Linked DNA regions of Mus musculus: all the other regions are linked to region 3. A link is a loop called in an ENCODE intact Hi-C map of the cell type or tissue named here. Cell type or tissue: gastrocnemius. All regions are shown on one strand. Region 1 overlaps Ubash3b (ubiquitin associated and SH3 domain containing, B). Region 2 has its middle 30 kb from the start of Snord14e. Region 3 has its middle 15 kb from the start of 1700063D05Rik. Region 4 overlaps Crtam (cytotoxic and regulatory T cell molecule).

Evidence for each region. A loop is a pair of places that touch in the nucleus more often than their neighbours do. Peaks named below come from ENCODE experiments on the same cell type or tissue, not always from the same donor. Only the 100,000 strongest peaks of a DNase experiment are listed, where the experiment ranks them.
Region 1: a loop joins it to region 3, with 9 times the contacts of the local background. A loop is called at or near these places in 37 of 42 quality-filtered maps.
Region 2: a loop joins it to region 3, with 19 times the contacts of the local background. A loop is called at or near these places in 32 of 42 quality-filtered maps.
Region 4: a loop joins it to region 3, with 13 times the contacts of the local background. A loop is called at or near these places in 34 of 42 quality-filtered maps.

Annotation. Positions count from the first base shown.
Region 1 is chr9:41,042,854-41,047,853 of GRCm38, forward strand. It overlaps Ubash3b (ubiquitin associated and SH3 domain containing, B), which reads right to left. Exons shown (of 14, transcript NM_176860.6): 4 at 4,028-4,226; 5 at 622-791. Among named protein-coding and RNA genes, the nearest start is that of Crtam, 41 kb to the left of the region's middle. In gastrocnemius, a CTCF peak has its summit at 1,953 (motif pointing right); DNase peaks (open chromatin) are centred at 722, 979 and 1,963.
Region 2 is chr9:40,831,832-40,836,831 of GRCm38, forward strand. No RefSeq gene overlaps it. Among named protein-coding and RNA genes, the nearest start is that of Snord14e, 30 kb to the left of the region's middle. In gastrocnemius, a CTCF peak has its summit at 2,955 (motif pointing right); a DNase peak (open chromatin) is centred at 2,960.
Region 3 is chr9:41,189,142-41,194,141 of GRCm38, forward strand. No RefSeq gene overlaps it. Among named protein-coding and RNA genes, the nearest start is that of 1700063D05Rik, 15 kb to the right of the region's middle. In gastrocnemius, no CTCF peak of the experiment used is centred here; a DNase peak (open chromatin) is centred at 2,142.
Region 4 is chr9:40,987,104-40,992,103 of GRCm38, forward strand. Crtam (cytotoxic and regulatory T cell molecule) reads right to left here. Exons shown (of 10, transcript NM_001281954.1): 4 at 3,042-3,185; 5 at 678-839. Among named protein-coding and RNA genes, the nearest start is that of Crtam, 15 kb to the right of the region's middle. In gastrocnemius, a CTCF peak has its summit at 2,952 (motif pointing right); DNase peaks (open chromatin) are centred at 2,984 and 4,603.

The sequences.
Region 1 (5,000 bases), 150 kb before region 3:
AGACAGTCAACCTCTGAGTCTTCTTTAAGATAAAAAAAGATTAGCAAGGACTAAAAGATTCGTCCTTCTGAGAGCCACGTGATTGACTGAGAAGCCATGCTGACTACATCCAAAGAGGGATGCTAAAACTTAGACCCATTTGTCTATAGTAGGATTCACTATATATATTATTAGTATATTCACTCACATCTTCCATTGTAGAGTCCACAGCCTCTCAAAGGGACCAGGAGAGATCTCTTCTTACATCTGCCTGCCCTCTCTCCCTTGCTGGACTCAAAGCTCCTTTCTTATAAGTGTATTCAGTGTGTGTGTGTGTGTGCGTGTGTGTGTGTGTGTGTGTGTGTGTGTGTGTGTGTGTGTGTGTGTGTGTGTGTGTGTATGCACAGGGAGGCCAGAAGACAACCCACAAGATTCCGTTCTCTCCTTCTAACCCGTGGGTTCCAGGAATTGAACTCAGGTTGTCAGGCTTGACAGCAAGTGACATCACCCACCGAGTTACCTCATTGGCCCTTAAAACTTCTTAAGTGCAAAATTTTAAAAATTTTGCCCACCCAGTGGTACCTTGCATGCTTTAACTACGATCTCCGTGGGTTTTGCCTGGGGGCTACAGGGAAGCATTACCTCATGGTTAGCAAACCGGATATCCCGAGAGAATATGGTGGCCACCCAGTCGCATCCTAGCTTGACGTCAATGTTCTGGGCAAGCTTCTCTAGGGTGGGTAGGTGGCTGGCTTGGAAGTGGTAGGCCAGCGTCACATGCAGCTGCTTCTTATGAGGCTCCACGTGCACTTCTGAAAAGAGGGGGATAGAAAGAGGAAATCACAACCATGGAGGAGAAGAAAGGGCCCAGAAAGGTGTCCTGTTCCCCAAATAACAAAGAAGCCAGTCCCTCAGAGAGGTAGCAGCGGAATTAAAGGGGTGAATCCCAGGCCCCAATCAACCCACTGTTCCAGAGATAGAAAGCCCCACGACAGATGGCTTTTCAGCAGGAGCTGAGGATGGGTTCCGGGTTAATCTTTTTGGCTCACTCCTCCTGACAAGTCCAGGGACTCATCACCAGCCCCTCCATTCAGAAGAAGCAAAGGAGATCTAAAAGGCCAATGTGATTGATGTGGAAATACAGTGCGGGTTTTGTGACTGAGGGACTGCTGGAGCGGTTGTCTTCATCTGGGATAGGAATTCCTAGATTCTGGGAGCGTGGTGAAAAAGAGGGGCCTGGGGAACATCTCACAGTATGAAGTAGGCTTTCCTAACAACATGTATGTGAATAGTTACTTGTAGGGAGCTAGCTGTCCTGGATACCACAGAATATTCAGTAACACCCCCCCTCCAGCCTTTATCCCCTGGATGGCAGCAGCACCCCAAGTCATAACCCCCAAATCATGCCTCATATTAGCAAATGTCCCCCCAGGGTGACACTGCTCCGGGTTGTGGCCCACTCATTTGAAGGGTGCATACCATTATTCTAAAACACTAAAAATAAAGCGGAGCAAACCTAGCAACATGAGGGGTGAGCTCTAATCCCCCTTTGTACGCTTCATGAGAAAGACCTTTCTGCTTCCCAGGAGAGAACCAAGAAGAAATTAAGGGAGTCAGTCAAGTCTCAGAGAATAGCAGGTCAGATAGAGCAGAAAACTGGTATTCTGGGATTTAGTCCCTTTCCAATTACACTGCAGGGTGTTTTTGTAGGGTGAGTCCATGCAATGGGTGCTTGTGGCCGTTTCCACTATCTATACTCTGGGTCTTCAGTACTTGCTGATGAAATGAACGCACATGGGTGAGCCTTCTCGAGCCACCCAGAAAGAAGAACAACACCAAATATACTTGCAGAAGGAATCTGGGTGAACCAGTAATTCTAGACTACACAGGCTTGAGTTCTAGGGCAAAGACATAATGACCTACTTTCCCCAAAGCTAGACCAGATACAAGTCAGGGTTCTGCAGTTCTATAGATAACCACCAGGGGGCACCACAGGGACAGAGCCCTGAAACCACCAAGTTCTTAGTGACAGGAGATTCTTGGAGAGGGACTGGCAGTCTCCCATTCCCACATGGGAAACCGATTCCTTGACTGTCTCTCATTCCGTCCACACTGTCTTTATTTTTAGATTGATTGCCAGGAAAACCCCCAGAAAACTGAAAAGTTAAAAAAAACCCAAACAAACAAAAAACCAAAAAAACCACACAAACAGAAGAAAACAAACAAACAAATCAAAACACACTAAGAGGCAAAGTGGACTAGGTAGCCTATCTGATGTACATTTTTGGTTGCTTGTCTTCCATTGTCTTTCAGTTACTTTGTAGGTCAATGGACTTGATGATAATGGTAGCAATTTCTTGTTTATGAAAATGCAAATTATCCCCTGGAAATACAGCTGACAGTTGCTTTAGGGTAATAACCAGTTTTATATTTATTAAAGAATTTATTCAAAATTTTATGATCTACATAAAAAAAAAAAAAAGAAACTGCCACAGCTCTGCTTTCCTGATTTGTAAAGGATATGGGGCTTTACTTGTTTTTTGTAGTGATTTAGTGGACTGACAATATTTAGTGGGACTTAAAAAAAAATTCTTCAAGGGCAATGTATATGAAGAGAGGCGATTTTCCCTTTGTTATTCTATCTCTCTGAAATGTTTCCTTTCTCTGTTAATTTACTAAACCCATGGCTGGTCCTGGCAGAAAGGGGGGGAAATTCAATCTAAGAAGACCTCCTCCCCAAACCACAGGGAGTCTCTTCAGGACCTAGAGTTCTTTCGAGAGCTGCAGTCATTTGGGCTAAGCTCCTTGTGGGAGCTTCTCTGAAGGAATACCACACGCAATACAAACATCAGCCAAGACTGACACCCTGTAAGATAACCACTGACAAAGGAAACAAAGGAGTAGATTGTATGGCTTGGATCAGGTCTTCCAGTCTTTGGCCAGCCCTAAGTGTATGGCTGGAGGGCTGTGAGTATCCCCCAGTTTTTCATTCAGGACTTGGATTCAGGGGTTAGGGATTTAGCTCCCCTGCACTGGGAGAGCAAACACGAAACCCTCGATTCTATCCACAGAAACATGGGAAGCCAGATGTGGTGGTACACAGCTGGAATCCAGGAGCCGGTCACAGGAAGATGAAAAGTTCATGGCCCAGACTTAGCTACAAAATAACTTTGAGACCAGCTTGGGCTACATGAGACCTTATTTCAACATCAACTGTACAACAAAATAACCTACCGACCCAACACTCTTCAACTTGGTGAATATTGTCATGATTCACTATACAGTGGCTTCACTCCACTACATCCACTGCTACGCAAGCAATGAATGGTCAGATCCAGATAAAAGCATGCATGAGTGGGGAGCTCAGAGGATGAAGGGTGCTCTCTTAGATCTGCACCGACGGAGATGGAGACTACAAAGGGCTGCCTCTACAGTTCAGTGTGAACAGGTAAGTCCCTGGGAGTCAAGGAACAAGGCATGGGCAGCTCTTCAGCAGGTCAGCAGGACACAAAGAGGTATCACATTTTCACAAGGGATGCAGGGGGCGGGGTGTTCTTTGCTAGAAGGGTCCATTTCTGCACGATCCTCTACCTCCTGTCTCCAGCCCTCTCCTCTGCAGAGGGTACCATCTGATCTTAAAAGTCCTCCCCCGACCCCCGGATGTTATAATGTTGAAGGCTTGGCTACCAGTCTGTGGTACCACAGAGAAGAGGTGGGATCTCTAAGAGGTGGAGCCTACGGGGATGAATTTGGGATGTGCCTTTGAAGGGGACCTTGGGACCCAAGCCCCTTATGCTCACTCCTCCTGCTTTCCGGCCCCCTTGAGGTGAGCAGGTTTGTTCTGTATACTCCTGCCAGGATGCTTTGCCTTACCACAGGTCGACAGGCTAAGGATCCGACCACCGTTGGCTAAAAACTGTGGAATTATGAACCAAAATAAATTCACTCCTTTTTGTAGGCTGAGTGTCCCATCACTGTCTCCCAATTCCTGTCCTTTCGACTTCTGATATTGAGATTCAGGACCGGGCTGACAGCCGTGGGTGTTTACCTGTTTTGGATGCAGCCTCTGCAGCAAAGTCAGCCGCGAACTTCTTGAGGACTTCAGCGCTGTCTTCCTTCACGAAGAGCCCGATGAAGTTGGAGGAGGTGTACAGCTCCAGGGGCAGTGGGGCTGAGAACTTACATTTCCATCGACTGACAGTAGTCTGCAGGGCTTCCCCCAGAGCATCCACCTTGCTGTCCTCGCACTGGGGATGGAAAACAGACAGGCGTCATTATAGTGGGGGGGGGGGGCGGGGAAAAGCCTGCAGCCCCTCGGCACTCAGCCTGCCCCCAGAGAGCAGAGGCTGATGATGCAATTACTTAACCAGCATTCCTGTCCATGAAGAAGGGAAGAGCTTTGGGATCTCAATTATCCAGACACTGATTACCCATCCATCCATCCATCCATCCATCCATCCATCCATCCATCCATCCATTCATCCAGTGGGCAAATGAAACTAAGAAATGCATCATGACACCTCTTGCCCTCCTCTTGCTCTGTTGTGATCCTGGGAACCTTGCCAGAATGCTACCCGATTTGTTAAGCAGAAAACAAAACCCAGGGCTAGAGGTCCAGTTGTTGGTTAAGGGAAACACAGTTTCAGAGTAAATATTACGGTATGGTAACAACAGCTAGAAGCCACACAATGTATTCTTGAAAATTGCTAAAAGGGTGGATTTTAGATCTGGGAACAGGGTGCAGGGTTGGAGCCCTTTCTTAGCATGTGAGAGGCCTTGTGCTCAATTCACAGCCTCAAGGGCAAGCAAGAAGATGAGGGTAGTAGGTGGTCAAGGAATTACCACAAGCCAACAAAGACGATAGGCAGTGTATATAGGAACTGGCTCAGTCAACATCCTATAATGCTTACATAAATCAACAGTCACACCAGATACCAAAATCTGTCAATTATGTAAGTTCCTGGAGCTGGGGAGATAGATGGCTCTCAGAGGCTAAGAACACTAGCTGTTTGTGGATGGCT
Region 2 (5,000 bases), 360 kb before region 3:
TTGGAACTGTGAAGGTTAACTTTAACTGTCAGTCTGACAATGTAGCATTGCCTGGGAAGAGAGTCTCGAGGATAGATTATATACATTGGGTTGGTCTGTAGGCATGTCTGTGAGGACTGTTGTAATTAAGTTAATTGATGTCAGAAGACCCAGCCCACAGTGAGCGGCATCATTCCTTTGGCAGGAGGTCCTGAACTATCACAAGAATGGAGAGCAGAGCATAGACAAACAGACAAGAAAGACACACGCACTCATCCCTGCTCCACTCTTGACTAGAGACGTGCTGTGACCAACTGTGCTCCTAGTCCTGTGACTTCCTCCAAAGTGATGAACCTAGAATTGTGAGCTAAAATCAACCTTTTGTTCCCTAAGTTGCTTTCTGTCCATTTTTTGTTTTGTGTTTTAATCACAGCAACAGAAATGAAACTAGATGAGTAAATCGGTTCATTAAAGTACAGGGATGTGTGAGAACTGTGTGCTGACTCCCGACTTGATATGCTAACAGTTCTGTGGTGTGAAGGCTATGTGATTCTTGATATTTTGGGAGGAAGGGAATATTGAGCAGGGTCTCATGTAGCCCAGAATGGCTTCCAACTGGCTCTATAGCTAAGGATGGCTTGACTTTCAATCAATCTGTTTACTCTTTTTAACTGGAATACTATAGTAAGAAAGAGCTATTTTCTCTTCTTTGTTTATTTTTTATTCATTTAAAATGTTTTCACTGTTTCCCGGACATGGTGGCTCAGACCTTTAATCCCATCATCTCGTCACTTGGGAAACTGAGGCAGGAGGACTTTTTCAAGTTTGAGGCCAGCCTGGGCTACTAAAAAGGTGGGAGGCAGGTATGAAGACTCTGGATGTTAGGCGCTTGATGCTTGGGTCTTACTGTTTCTTGTTTCTTTGGGCAGCTTCGGGAGTTATCCGCATGTGTACAAATACACAGGTGTCTGTCTGTGACTCTAATCCATCATCTGTCTAATAAGAGCCATGACTTTATACTGCTGGCTCTAATTCCAGCCCAACACACGAATAGTTCATTCTCATCCCCTTAAGAGAAAACCTCAAACTTCACATCTCTGTTTCCAACAGTAAAAGCCTTGCTGCTTCTTATTCATACTGGATTGACTTTTTGTTGAACCTTACATGTGTAGTTTCACAATATCTAACTTATATCCTGCAACAACCAGATTTCCCACCTATAAACATAATTGTGTTCACTTTACTCTTAGAAATACTGTTATTTATTCATGTGTTTTATGTGTATGAGTGCTCTGTCTTCATGCACACTAGAAGAGAAGATCAGAGCCCATTAGAGATGGTCGTGAGGCGCTAAATGTTTGCTGGGAATTGAACTCAGGACCTCTGGAAGAGCAGTCAAGTTCAAGTGCTCTTAACCACTGAACCATCTCTCCAGCCCCTAGAATATACTGTTAAATAACTCTTGTCACTTATGGTAATTCTCCTTTCCCCATCGTATTTTACTGTAGTTCTGTTGTTAGTTTGTAATAAAATCATTGCATGTTTTTACGGTTTCTGAGCATGTGTAAGTGTGTGATGTGTGAGCATGTTCTCCTGTGCATGGGACCACATGTGTGTGTGTGAGTGTGTGGATGTGTTTGTGGAGGCCAGAAGCTGACCTTGGATATCTCCCTTGAGTGTTCTCCATCTTACATATTGAGGCAGGGCCTCTCACTTGAAGCTAAAACTTGTCAGTTTGGTTAGTCTGGCCAGCCAGCTTGCCTCAGGAATTCTGTATCCACTCCCTACAGGCTAGGATCACTTGCCATGGACTCGGGTGCTGGAGATTTGAACTCCAGACAAGTGTTTTGTCAGCTGAGCATCTCTATAGCCTCGACTAACAATATTTATTTATTTATTTATTTATTTATTTATTTATTTGGGTAGGTTTGTCAAAAGCCAGCTTACAGGAGTTGGTTCTGTCACTGTCACTCCATCTGGGGATTGAACTCTGATTGTCAGGTTTGGCAGCAAGAACTTTTTATCCACTAAGCCATTTTGTAGGCCCTGGAAATAGAATGTTAAAAACATGTAGTGTGGGAGGTGGGTCTGGCAGTTCACATCTGTAATTCTAGTGCTTTGGCAGCATCATCAGAAGGATCACAGTGATAGCCCTAGTGAGTTCTTCCAGCCTGGAAAGTGCTACATAAGGGAGACCCTGACTCAAAACCCAAAACCCAAAACCCAAAAATATTGGTCAAAATACCATTAAGCAGGAGAGGCTACAAAGCATGCCCTTAGCTGAAGAGCTATTTGTAGGTGTTCATAAGGAGGGAGGGTCAGTTTTCTTCAGGGAAATGGCTCCTGTTAGGCTACCCAGGTTCCAGTGGATAGCCCTATATCGGTGCACAAACAGGCAGCATTCATTAGACATAGAAGGTTAAAAACTGGACATGAAACTGGGTGGTATGGGGGGGGCAGTCAGGAAGGAGTTGGAGAGGGGAGGGGGATTGATATGTTCAAAGTCTATCGTATATGAGCATGAAATTCTCAAAGAATCGATAAACTAGAGAGAGAGAGAGAGAGAGTGAGAGAGAGAGAGAGACTACCATGCATACTCAACTGTTTCTATTTGTCCAAGTATCAGAATCTTTGAAGAAATAACCAATAACCTCAGGCTAACTGTGCCGGAGCTGGTAGGGTAGGGTGGGACCCTCATCTCTCAACACCCTTCCCCCTTAACATAAGCTGTCTTCTCCATCACCGATTTCTTTAGAGAGCTACAAAAATATTTGCACACATTCTTGCAAGTCCTGAACGTCAGTCTAGCCAACTTCTCTGAACGCCCCTCTGCGTTGACTCCGGGCCACATGAGATCGTTTGCCGCCTTTGGGTCTGGGGTAGGGTGTGTAGAGGGATGGGGTTTTCTATGCCAACTGTGAACCACAGCTCTATCAAACCCATTTGTCTCTTTTGTTTCCGCTTGCTGGACGAGGCCACCAGGTGGCGCTCCAGAGTCTACTGATGCCTCACTTGAAAATTCAGCTGCATTAGGTTGACTTTTAAGAAGCCATTATACCCGAGAAGAGAGAACAGGAAACATTTGTTTAGGTCATCAAGTGGCGAAATCACAACGGAAGCATTTAGCCTCTGACCTCTGTTTGGAAACCTTGGGGCATTTCTGTTTTCCTTTCCGTAAATTCCCTTCACAGGAACCTAACTGGCCAGATGATCCTGAATTTCTGATTCTCCTGATTCCACCTCCCAAGTGCTGGGATTTCATATGTGCCATCATGTCTGGCTGCAAGATGAATTTTGCAGGTGTAATTAAGGTTATAACTCAGTAGCTCTCAAGACAGAGAAGTTATCTAAATAAGCCTAGTCAAATTTTATGAGCCATGTAAGAGCTGAGCATTTTCTTCAGCTGGTGGCAGAGGAGGAAGGAGCAAGACTTGATGCCTTGTGCTAACTTCTCAGTAAAGGACCTGGGAGGGCCCTGAGGATGCTAAGAGCAGACTTGAGCTAACTGCCAGCAGGAAAGCAGGGAACCTAGTCTCCAGCAAACGTAAGAAACAGTTCTTAAACAATCAGAATGGACGTGGATGCAAGATCTTTCTCAGAGCCTCTAGATGAGAATCCAGAACACGCAACAACTCTGAGACCCTAAACACAGAGTCCACTGAGCCTGTGTGGCCTTCCTATTTATGGAACAGTGAGATAAGAAACGATTATAAGCCAAATGGTTGCACATGCCTATAAATCCTAGGACTCAAGGCAGGAGGATCGCCATGAGTTTGAGGCCAGCCTATGACATATAGTGGGTTGAAAGCCTGATTGGGATCCTGCCTCAAAGATAGAGAAAAGATGGAGAGACGGCAAATGCCACCATGCCTGGTTGAGAAGTGTTATTTTTCTCTCTCTCTCTTTCTTTCTTTCTTTCTTTCTTTCTTTCTTTCTTTCTTTCTTTCTTTCTAAAAGATTTATTTATTATCTGCAAATACACTGTAGCTGTCTTCAGACACACCAGAAGAGGGCGTTTATGGATGGTTGTGAGCCACCATGTGGTTGCTGAGATTTGAACTCAGGACCCTTGGAAGAGCAGTCAGTGCTCTTACCTGCTGAGCCATCTCTCCAGCCCCCGAGAAGTGTTCTTTCCTTTGGGTTTTCTGATACAGGGTCAGTGCTGGTTTGTTTTTTTGTCAACTTGACACAAGTGAAGTTCATCTGGGAAAAAGGACACAGTTAAGAAAATGCCCCATCAGATTAGCTTGTAGGTAAGTACGTGAGGGCATTTTCTTGATTAATGGTTGATGTGGGAGGGCCACTCTGGGCAGATAGTTCTGGAATATACACATGTATACAATATATACATACACATGGCAGGCTGAAATAGTCATGGAGAGCAAGCCAGGAAGCAGCACTCTTCTTTGGTCTATGTTTCAGTTCCTGCCTCCAGGTTCCTGCCCTGCTTGAGTTCCTGCTCTGATGTGGGGCAGTGATGGACTGTGTAAATCTAGCAAACCCTTTGCTCCCCAACTTGCTTCTAGTCATGGAGTTTAGCACAACAACAGAAACCAAAATAAAACAGTCTCATGGCCCTGAACTGGATTTGTAGTTGAAAATGATCTTAAAACTCAGATCCTCCTGCCTCAGCTTCTGTAATGCTTTTGTTTGGTTGATTGGGTTTTGTTGTTGTTGTTGTTTTATTATATATATATATTTTTGAGGCAGTATTTCTTTGTGTAGCCCTGGTTGTCCCAGAACGAGTTCTGTCAACCAGACTGGCTTTGAACTCACAGGCTTCTGCCTCCTGAGTGCTGGGATTAAAGGTGTGTGACACCACCGACCAGCTTGAAAAGGACATTTTATAAAATGGGAGAAAACACTTTATTTGCAATAGTTGTTAGGTAATGGTAGTATAATACGATACCCTTAAAAAGGAAAAGATATACATACATAGATATGGAAGATTGGTCAGCATTGTCAACAATACTACACACATATATAATTTTATTTTTATTTTTATGTGTACAGGTGTCTTG
Region 3 (5,000 bases):
GTGTGTGTGTGTGTGTGCACATGCTTCAGTTCTCTGACCTATATCTCACTCTCCATTTGTTTATTAAATGGTTCCTTCAATAGACATTTCAGGCATTCCGTATATAATTGTGTATGTAACAGGCTTCCTGTCCAGAGTCTAATGACTGAGGGGAGACACAGGCATACAGATCATAGTATAAGACAATGTAGAGACGTGAAAGAGCAATGCACAGACTGTTAGCATATCATAAAGTAAGGCACTGGAGTCTGAGGATACTGAGGGGGCACTTCTCAGACGTACCCTCTGAGCTCCGTCTCCCTCTGTGCGGTTCCCATTGTGAACCAGGTCATTATGCTGGGGCAGTTAGGGAAGGCCACGTCTAGTTGTGTGTTTTGTTTTGTTTTGTTTTGTTTTGTTTTTTAATGCCACTTCAAAATTCAGCAGGTAGACTGAGGTTGTAGGTTGTTTGACAGGATGCTGGCTTAGTATGCACGAAACCCCGGGTTCGAACTCTGACACCACATAAAGCCACACATGATGGCATAATCCTGTAACCCCACAACTTGCAGGGTGGACAGAAGGATTAAGAGTTCAAGGCCATACTTGGCTATAGAGCAGGTTTGAGGCCAGTTGAGTGAGGAGATTATATCTCAGACCAAACCAAACCAAACCAAACCAAACCAAACCAAACCAAACCAAACCAAACCAAACCAAACCAAATGGGTGGAATCAGCTAGTTACTTGTTTATGATTCTGTAGTTTGTACTGTGCTTTGTCAGCGATGGATCATCTGTTCCATGCTGTCTGCTGGGGTAGCTCACCAAAGAGTCCAGGATCCAAGCAGGTCCCACTCTCATGGCTGGTACCTCAGCTGGTCCAGCTATAAAATGCAGGGGCACCCTGGGCCTCCTACCTTCCCTTTATCCTCCAGGATGCTCTGTCTGTATAAAGCCTCTTTGTTTAGACTTCTGCACCGTGGTGGCAGTCATCCAAGAAGATGAAAGTGGAGACTACCAGCCATCGGGAGGTCTGGGGCCAAGTGCAGTAGTGCCATTTGGGAACTTTCTACTGGCACAGCAGGTCACAAGAGCAGTATAGATTAAAGGAAATGAGACACAGCCTCCGTCTGTATGAGTTAACAGGACATAGTTGTATCTCATGTTCTGGATATTGCAACAGGAGACAAAGAATATGGTCAGATTTCTTTCTCAAAAGAGTTAACGTGTCACCACAAAGGAAGTCAGACACACACATTGAGCAGAGTCGGATCAATCCCTGAGCTCTGGAGCCTGCTTCGTTAGGAAGGGGCGTGTGCAACTTAAGGAGAATTCCTGGTTGCTCAATATTAACTTGCAGTGAGACAGGACCCACCTTTGGAATGCTGTGTCTCCCTCCTTGGAGAACTTGAACTCAGAGCACAAAAATAAACCAAAACCAAACAGAGGGATGTTTATGCAGCAAGGGATACAAGCTTCTCTCTGCCAGTTTTTAATAATGGCTAGTTAGTAATATGCATGTTTGTGTATGTGTATGTGTGTACGTGTATATATATATATGCATGCATCTGTGAATTCATGCATGCATGCATGTTTAAGTATCAGTGTTCATGTATGTATGCATGTGTATATGTATGTATAAGGATGTATGTATTTGTGCATATATGTATGTATACTTGTATGTATGTTTTCTTGATATTGGGTCTTACCCTATGCCAGACCCAAGCTTTCTTGGAACTCACTATATATGTAGCCTGGGCTAGCCCTTGACCTTGTTGTAGTCTGCCTTCAACCTCTCAGATACTAGGATTACACATGTGAGTCACCCTGCTCAGCTTGTTTAAGGAAGTGTGTGTGTGTGTGTGTGTGTGTGTGTGTGTGTTTCCAGGCTCTTTTCATCTGGTAGCAAAGTCGCAGCAGGGTGGCTAATTTTCTTGGAAGGCAGCTCGGCCAGCCATTATACCTCCACTCTAGAATCCATCTTCTTTTTACAGTAGCTGCTGTAAGATGTGATGTCTGAGCAGGCCTGATAGACCACTTTACAGTAAATAGCCTCCTGTCTTAACATCTGCGGGGAACAATCTCCAGCAACCTTCTTTCCTACCAAAGAGCAAGAGTGTTTTGTCTTACATTGGCTCGCACCGTGCTCTGAGCGCCTCCTTGTGGCCAGATACAGGCACTGCCTCTCTGGAAGCTCAGCCTTAGATTCCTCTCCCTGTGCACAGAGTGTTGGAGGCCTATACAAAAAAGAACAGTCTGTTTGCCAAAGGAATGTGTCTGTGCAACACATATATCTCAGCACGATGCTGCACGGAGAGGAAAACCTTGCGGCTGCCAGCTCACAAAGCTCACAGCTCAGCATCCCTCCCTTCCAGCACCAGCCGCTATGCCTACTCCAATCACAGTAAAAACATATATTTTTTTTCTTTTGGAAGGAGTAAAAGTATAAACCGGCAGAAAAAGCTCGTGGATCTAAGAGCTGATTTGCATTTGAGGGACAGATTTAAAAAAAATACTGTCACTGTAGACCTCAGGGTGTCAGAAACCCTGGAGAGAATTTTTTTAACATTGTTTAGTTTTTGAGAGGGACTCTCACGAAGTCTGGCCTCCAGCTATCTGTGCTGTCAAGGATGACCTGAATTCTGATCGTCCTTCCTTCACCTCCCAGCAGTGCTGGGGTCACAGGTGTGTGGCATCACACCTGGCTTATGAGGGACTGAAGATTGAGCCCAGGACGTCACGAGGGCTAGGCAAGCACTGTCAATGATGCCACATCCACAGATCTCAAATACAGTCCCATAAACTGGCTCCCAGGAGGAGGAATGTCTCCGAGTGCAGGACGTACACAAAGAGACTCTGAGGAAGGAGCAGACAGCATTTGCATCTTGTTTTTCAGTTTCACAGAGCCATTAACACCCCCTCCACCCCCAGCAACTGTGACTCATATGTTCGCGGCAGTACTATCCAGAATGTATTGTTAGGTTTAAAAACATGTAAAAAAATTTTTTCAAGTAATTCACTTCTATTTTATGTTACAAAAACATTAGCTTATGGTCCTCTGGTGGAGCCGGGGAACTGGCTATTTTCCTGGACAGCCACCTGGAAGACCCCTGCTCCATTCAACTTTGGGATATCTTGGAAACATATATGACACACATCTTTCTCTTTTTAAAATTATTTTATTGCAAAGGCTAAACAAGAAAAAGGGGAAATACATTGTAAAATCCAATTAGTGCAGCATTACTTTAAATCAAAGTCACATTTTCATTTAAGACTCTAGCGAGCCTTAGCTTAGCTGGGGACCCCCTGAGTGAACCACACAGAGCTGGGAATCGATGCAGAAAGCAAGAGGAGTTGATTGTTCCAGCACTTTGGGGCCGCCCTACACCCAAAGAAGAGATGGTGACCCTTCTCCCCCACCCTCCAAGCCTGTTTGGTGAGTCTTTCTACAGTTTTACAGAGCAGTAGCCATTAGGCACAATGTGATTGGCAGGAGAGTGTGAGTTTTAAATTGATTGGTCTCTGGGGAATGAGGAGGCACGATCTGTCCTGTGGAGTGTGTTTACCTGGTCTAGGCCTCCCCCACCTGCAGAACTGTTTCTGAGTGCTGGGTGCAGGACCCACAGCTTCACTTGTACTGAGAGCTTCAGCACTGCCCCACATCCCTAGCCTGAGAGAAGCCTCAGGCCTATGTTAAAGAGATGGCCAAACCCATGGCTGAACTTGAGCTGAGATCTATAATGGATCTGCAGGAGGCTGCCCAGACCTTTCTCCCTCCCAACGTGCTGAGTGTCCCTTTTGACAACAACTAGAAAAGAGTGAAGTCTTTCATGGTGTTTGCAAGTTTGCAGCTTTGACCAGAATTTCGTCCTTAGCTTCTGACATTACAGTGAGGCTGTGATGCTGACCTCAGGAGATTCTTAGGCACGGTCACATGGTACCCAAGAAGATGCTATGACGTCAGCAGTCATTGTCTCTATCCACTGACTCCAAAGGAGACCTGACAGCCTTCCTTCTCTGGTCCTCCTTTCCTGAGAGTCAATTTATTGCTGACAGTCAAATATTAAAAGTTGAGATGGAAGAAATAAAAGCCATTTCCTCACTTCAGAGAAACCAGCAAGTATCCACAGAAGATGGCAGGGTGAGAGAGGAAACAGAGAAAAGCAACTGCGGAGAGAGGTAAGGGGTCACTTCATGTTAGAGGCACAAAGGCCTGTAGAGGGGGCATTAAGGGAAACCACGAATGGTAAACCCACTGGGGCCTCTTCTCGAAGGAGGAGATAAATGGTGGTCTTCATGTCCAGAAGGCTGGCAGTGGATCTTCTGAACAACCTGGTGACCTTTCTGTTGTCTTTAGAGGCAGACCTCACCCAAACTCCCCTAATGGTTATTCCAGACTCTTCCCTCCCTGGACCCGATCTTAAAGTGAATGTTACAAGTACTCTGTGTTCTGATGACCTCTGTGCTATCCGTCAGAGACCGTACTAGATTCTAGGTCTCTTAGCTATAAAACCCACCCTCATGGCCACACATACTTCATAAAGGAGTTTCTATACAGTCACCCCTTCAGCTTTCTTGTGCCTCTGGAATCGGACTGATTGGACTGATTGTTGCCTAGCGACCGTCCCTCCCTCATTAGTCACTAAGAAAATCCCCTACAGTCTTACTTACAGCTCCATGTAATGGGGGCATTTTCTCACTTGACGTTCCTTCCTCTCCGATGACGCTAGCTTGTGTCAAGTTGACAGGAAATCAGCCAGCGCACCTGGGAACTGACCAAGTCAGTCTGGTTTTGTTTCTGCCCTTCTCTTAAATGTTCAGTCTCTTTGCCACCTTTCCTGTCCCCGAACTCGAGCCAAGGCGTCTCATGCTGCCCCTGAATCAGCACAGTTGCCCCTCATCCTGTGACAGCCAAGCCAGCTGCTCTGCCAGCTCTGGGGACACCAATGGGTAGGGGCAACCTTAGGTTCCTCTGCCTGTGTGCAGTGGTGAGTCCTAGTGAAAAGACACTAGTGGGTGCTT
Region 4 (5,000 bases), 200 kb before region 3:
GTGGAAGGAAAAGGTGGGACTGCTGGGTCCCCACAGGCAAGGGGCAGATGCAGGAGAAAGAAGAGGTAGTTTGTCATGCTTAAGAGAGGAAAAACACAAAAGCTACATGCAACATTATCTGTGTGGCTCATCAAAGGAAAAAGACAATAGACAAATAGGAGCCACCAATGGCTGACACTAACGGGCCACTTTGGATATTTCCTGGAGATCTGACATGGTTAGAGTCCATATGTAGCTGTAATGGCTAACGTCTTTTCGACACACTTGGGAAGAGGGGACGGCAAGTGGAGAATCCCTCCCTTCAGATCGGCCTTCGGTGGTATCTGTGGGGCATTGTCTTGATTGATGACTGACATGGGAAGGCTTAACCAGGGGTTGAGTTGTGCCACCCCTTGGCAGGTGGTTCCTGGTTCTATCAGAAAGCAGGCTGTACAAGCCATGAGGAACAAGTCAGTGAGCAGCACTCCTCTGTAACTTCTCTTCAGTCCCTGCCTTCGTGTTCCTGCCCTGAGTTCCCTGGAACTCTGGTGACCCGAGAGAGGTATGATTAAATTAACCCTTTCCTCCTTTAAGTTGCCTTCAGGCAGTGTCTTATCACAGCAACATGGAAGCAAACTAGGACAATATTGCAATATTGCACTAAACTAAAGACAGCTAAACATAACTGCTCTTCTTACCCAAATCTTCAAACTGGAAGGGGGCAACCAGCTTTCTCCCGTGCAAGCCCTCGTGCTGGATAATGCAGTGCACGGTTGAGTTTTTGCCGTATGCGCGGGCGATGAGCATGCTGCTGGTGTTACATATTTTCCCATCAGCTTCAAATTCATGGTTGAGTTCACCTACACAGCAATTTCAAGAGACAGGAAAGGTTATGGCTATGGAACTCTGTTGGACCATTCTGCACGCAGAACCGCAGTCTCACACTCAAGTCAGCTGCCTTGGGTGGGTTGGGCGTGGCCACAAGGACAAGCAGCAGTGGATCAAGGAGCCTGGGCAGATTTCTACAAACACTTTGCTATGGTGGGGGAATGATCCAAGCTTGCAGTGGTTGCACAGGAAGGGTAACATTGTCACAAAACACAAAGCCCCACGAGCCTATGAAGGTTACATTAATGTATGAAGGAGTTTCATAATGAAGTAGGTTTCTGCCAGACTGGAAGACAGATCTGAGCCTTAAGGCTTTTCTGCTTACCACTCTGTTTCATGCCCAGTCTTCTTGGCAGTGCACAGCCCCTCAGAGCATTAAAGGGCAGAGATAATTTGTACAGCTAGCAAAGGCAACATGTACTGAAACGGCAGCAAACACTGTGGAAATGCTTCCCTCCAAATCACAATTAGTTTTCTGTTGCCAGCAAAGATACTTATTTTTATAGTATGAAAAACATTTTTAATGCGGGGTTCAGGAAGTAGTTCAAACTGGCCTGGGACTCATGATGTAGCTCAGCCTGGCCTCAAACACACGACCCTCTTGCCCCACCCCACCTTCCAGACATTGGGACTGCATGTATAACCCACCACGCATGCGTCTCAGAACGTCTTCATCTGTCTCTGTGTGTTCAATAGTGTCACATATATAAGGAAGGCTTTGTGTGTTTAATTACGGACACTTCCTGACTTAGGCCTCAACTAGGACTTCTTACCCGTAAAATGTATAAAGGCACACACGTGCCCACTCGTAGGCACAGGCAATGGTTCTTTGTTCTAACTGCCTTCAGCACAGAATTGGATACAATGCATGCATTGCTGGAAAACGTGCTGTGGAATATGCTGTGTAACAGAAGATGTTGCTGCTGGAGGGATAACAATGTAAGTGTTCAACGTGTGTCGGAGGTTGATTAAGTTGTTTGGTGAATTGGAGCATTAAGAAAATTTTCATGAAAAATACTTCAGTTTATTGTAGTTTCTTGGGATACCGCCACCTGGTAAGCAGACTACCTCTTGCACACATTCAATGTTACACATGTTTCTAATTTTATAACTTTGTTTCCAAGTTTATGCTCAGCATTACACTTACTTCAGGGAATTTTGTCAGTTTTTTTAAAAAAGTATTACAAATAACTCATTTTATATTTCTATCTTAATTTTTAAAAGTGTGATTTGAGATAGCCTTTTAAAAATTATTAGATATTTTCTTCATTTACATTTCAAATGCTAGCCCAAAAGTCCCCTATACCCTCTCCCCACCCTGCTCCCCAATCTACCCACTCCTGCTTCCTGGCCCTGGCATTTCCCTGTACTGGGGCATATGATCTTCGTAAGACCAAGGGCTTCTATTCCTATTGATGGCTGACTAGGCCATCCTCTGCTACATATGCAACTAGAGACACAGCTCTGGGGGCGGGGGGGATACTGGTTAGTTTGTATTGTTGATCCTCCTATAGGGTTGCAGACCCCTTTAGCTCCTTGGGTACTTTCTCTAGTTCCTTTATTAGGGGCCCTGTGTTCCATCCAATAGATGACTGTAAACATCCACTTCTGTATTTGCCAGGCACTGGCATAGCCTCTCAAGAGACAGCTATATCAGTGAGGTAACCCAATCACAAAAGAACACACATGATATGCACTCACTGATAAGAGATATTAACCCAAAAACTTAGACTATCCAAGATAAAATTTGCAAAACACATGAAACTCAAGAAGAAGGAAGACAAAAGTGTGGATACTTCTTTCCTTCTTAGAATGGGGAACAAAATACTCATGGAGGGAGTTACAGAGACAAAGTTTGGAGCTGAGACGGAAGAAAGGACCATCCAGAGACTACCCCACCTGGGGATCCATCCCATATCCAACTACCAAACCCAGACACTATTGCATATGCCAGCAAGATTTAGCTGACAGGACCCTGATATAGCTATCTCTTGAGAGATAGCCTTTTAACATTAGATGAAATATTAGTTATTATAATGCTAATTTCTCTGGAGCAGAACTGATAGAATGATGTCTTTAGACAGTGTGTGCCACCAGAGGGCACCATAATACTTTAAAAAGCTCTTGGAGGACAGAAGGAAAGGAAACAAAGAACCTTCTTTCTGTGCACTTACCATAGATCTCCAGACCTTCCCCCAGCAGCCAGGTGATTTGTGGCGGGGGCTTGCTTCTCTCTGTGGAACATTTCAGCACAACCGATTTCTCTCCATTCTGCCTTCTGAGAACCAAAGCTTCCACGGTTGGCTGGAAAGGAGTCACTAGAAGAAAATGAATTTTTCTGTGCTAAACTAGTTGTAGGTGTGCATGTGTGCACAGACATGTAGATACCAGATATAGGTTTCAGGCATACTCTTTGCCTGCTATCTATCATTGGATCTGGAGTTCATGGATCCAGCTAGGCTGGCTGGCTAATGAGCCATAGGGACATACATGCCCCTATATCAGTGATGGAGCTAAAGATGCCTGTGCCCAGCCTTAATGTGGGCATCCTAACTCAGTTTGTCAGGCCTGCGTGATAATCACTTTCCTGAATGAGGCAGCTTCCTGTCCACCTGGCCTGTGTATGTTGAGAAAAGAACATCACCTATAAATCTTAGGGATTGCTATAAGATAATTCTTTAATTACAGGTCATATTTCTTGCTTAATTTTTCCCAGAATCCATTTGTGTTGTTCTTTCAAAGAACCAAGTTGGCTAAAGTCAGGATGTGTGTTACTGAATATGGGATGAGTTCCTTAGAATTTCCAAAGAGACTTTGTTAGAACAGCAGTCTGGATGTGATGTCGCATTATGTTTGGCTGCTAGCACATTAGGGAGAGACCTGACTTTTAGTCTCGCCTCTGTCACCAGCTGGAGAAACTTAGACAAATCCTCCGACTTCTTGGTACATCGGCTGTAACACAAAAGGTTGGCTTTTCAGCTCTAAACTTTTGTAAGTTTATGCAAATAAGGGCAAAGTGCATATCTTAGGCCCTTCCTCACACCCAAAGAACATTTCTATTCTCAAGGACCCTCTGGCCATTTCTCTTTGTACTTCCTCCCCAGAAATCATTTTCAGCTGGGCATACTTCCTTTTTCCAATTCTACTTTTGTTTTCATGGAGAACCGCACTTGTGGGCATTTACTGGATCCATGCAGACACAGGGGAAGAACTGGCTGAGCTAGGCAGGCTCAGGATTACTTGTTGACACCACAGAGATGGGAAAGAGAGACCTCTCAAGGAGCGGAATAGTCTGGCTTTGGGTTTAGATCCTATGCTTTTAGTTAGAACGGCAGTTCTCAACCTATGGGTCACGACCCGTTTAGGGGTTGAACAACCCTTTCTCAGAGGTCAGTTGTCTAAGACCGTCAGAAAACACAGATATACACACGATGTTTCATAACAGCAAAGTTACAGTTATGAAGTAGCAACGAAAATAATTTAGTGGTTGGGGGTCATCACAATGTGAGGAACTGTATTAAAGCCTTAGGGATGGATGCTGAGCACTGCTGGGTTAGAGGAGCCTGCAGTGGGACTCAGAGCGATGGCTCAGGGTAGAACATGTGTTCACCATGCCCAAAGCTCTGGGTTCAATCCTTAGTAACATCACAAGAAAGGCAGAAATGATCCTGTGCCTAGCGTTATGATAGGGGAGCGTGTACGGCGTTACAGCAGCCCAGAAGCTGTCTTAACCAGGATGGCTAGGCATGTTGCCCAGTGGTAGAAATAAGCAGCTGGCAAACTCCTTAAGGGCAGAGAGCATGCCTGTGTCTTTGATTCTCTAGAGTCTCATATGGTGACTGGCACATAATCACAACCTATAAAACACGAATATTACTTCTGTTTAGTTTCCTGAAAACAAACAAAACCTAGTTGGTGCCCCAGGCAAGTGTATTAATTTACTTTTGAATCTAGAGCTTCACACACACACACACACACACACACACACACACACGCACGCACTCAGGTCTCTTTAATTTTCTTTCAATAAAAGATGGCAGACATGCCCTCAGACGCTCCTGTTACAGGTAAAACTTTTTACATTAAAATACCAAGTTTAAAAATGGTACTTCGTGGAGTTGGGAGGGGTGGCT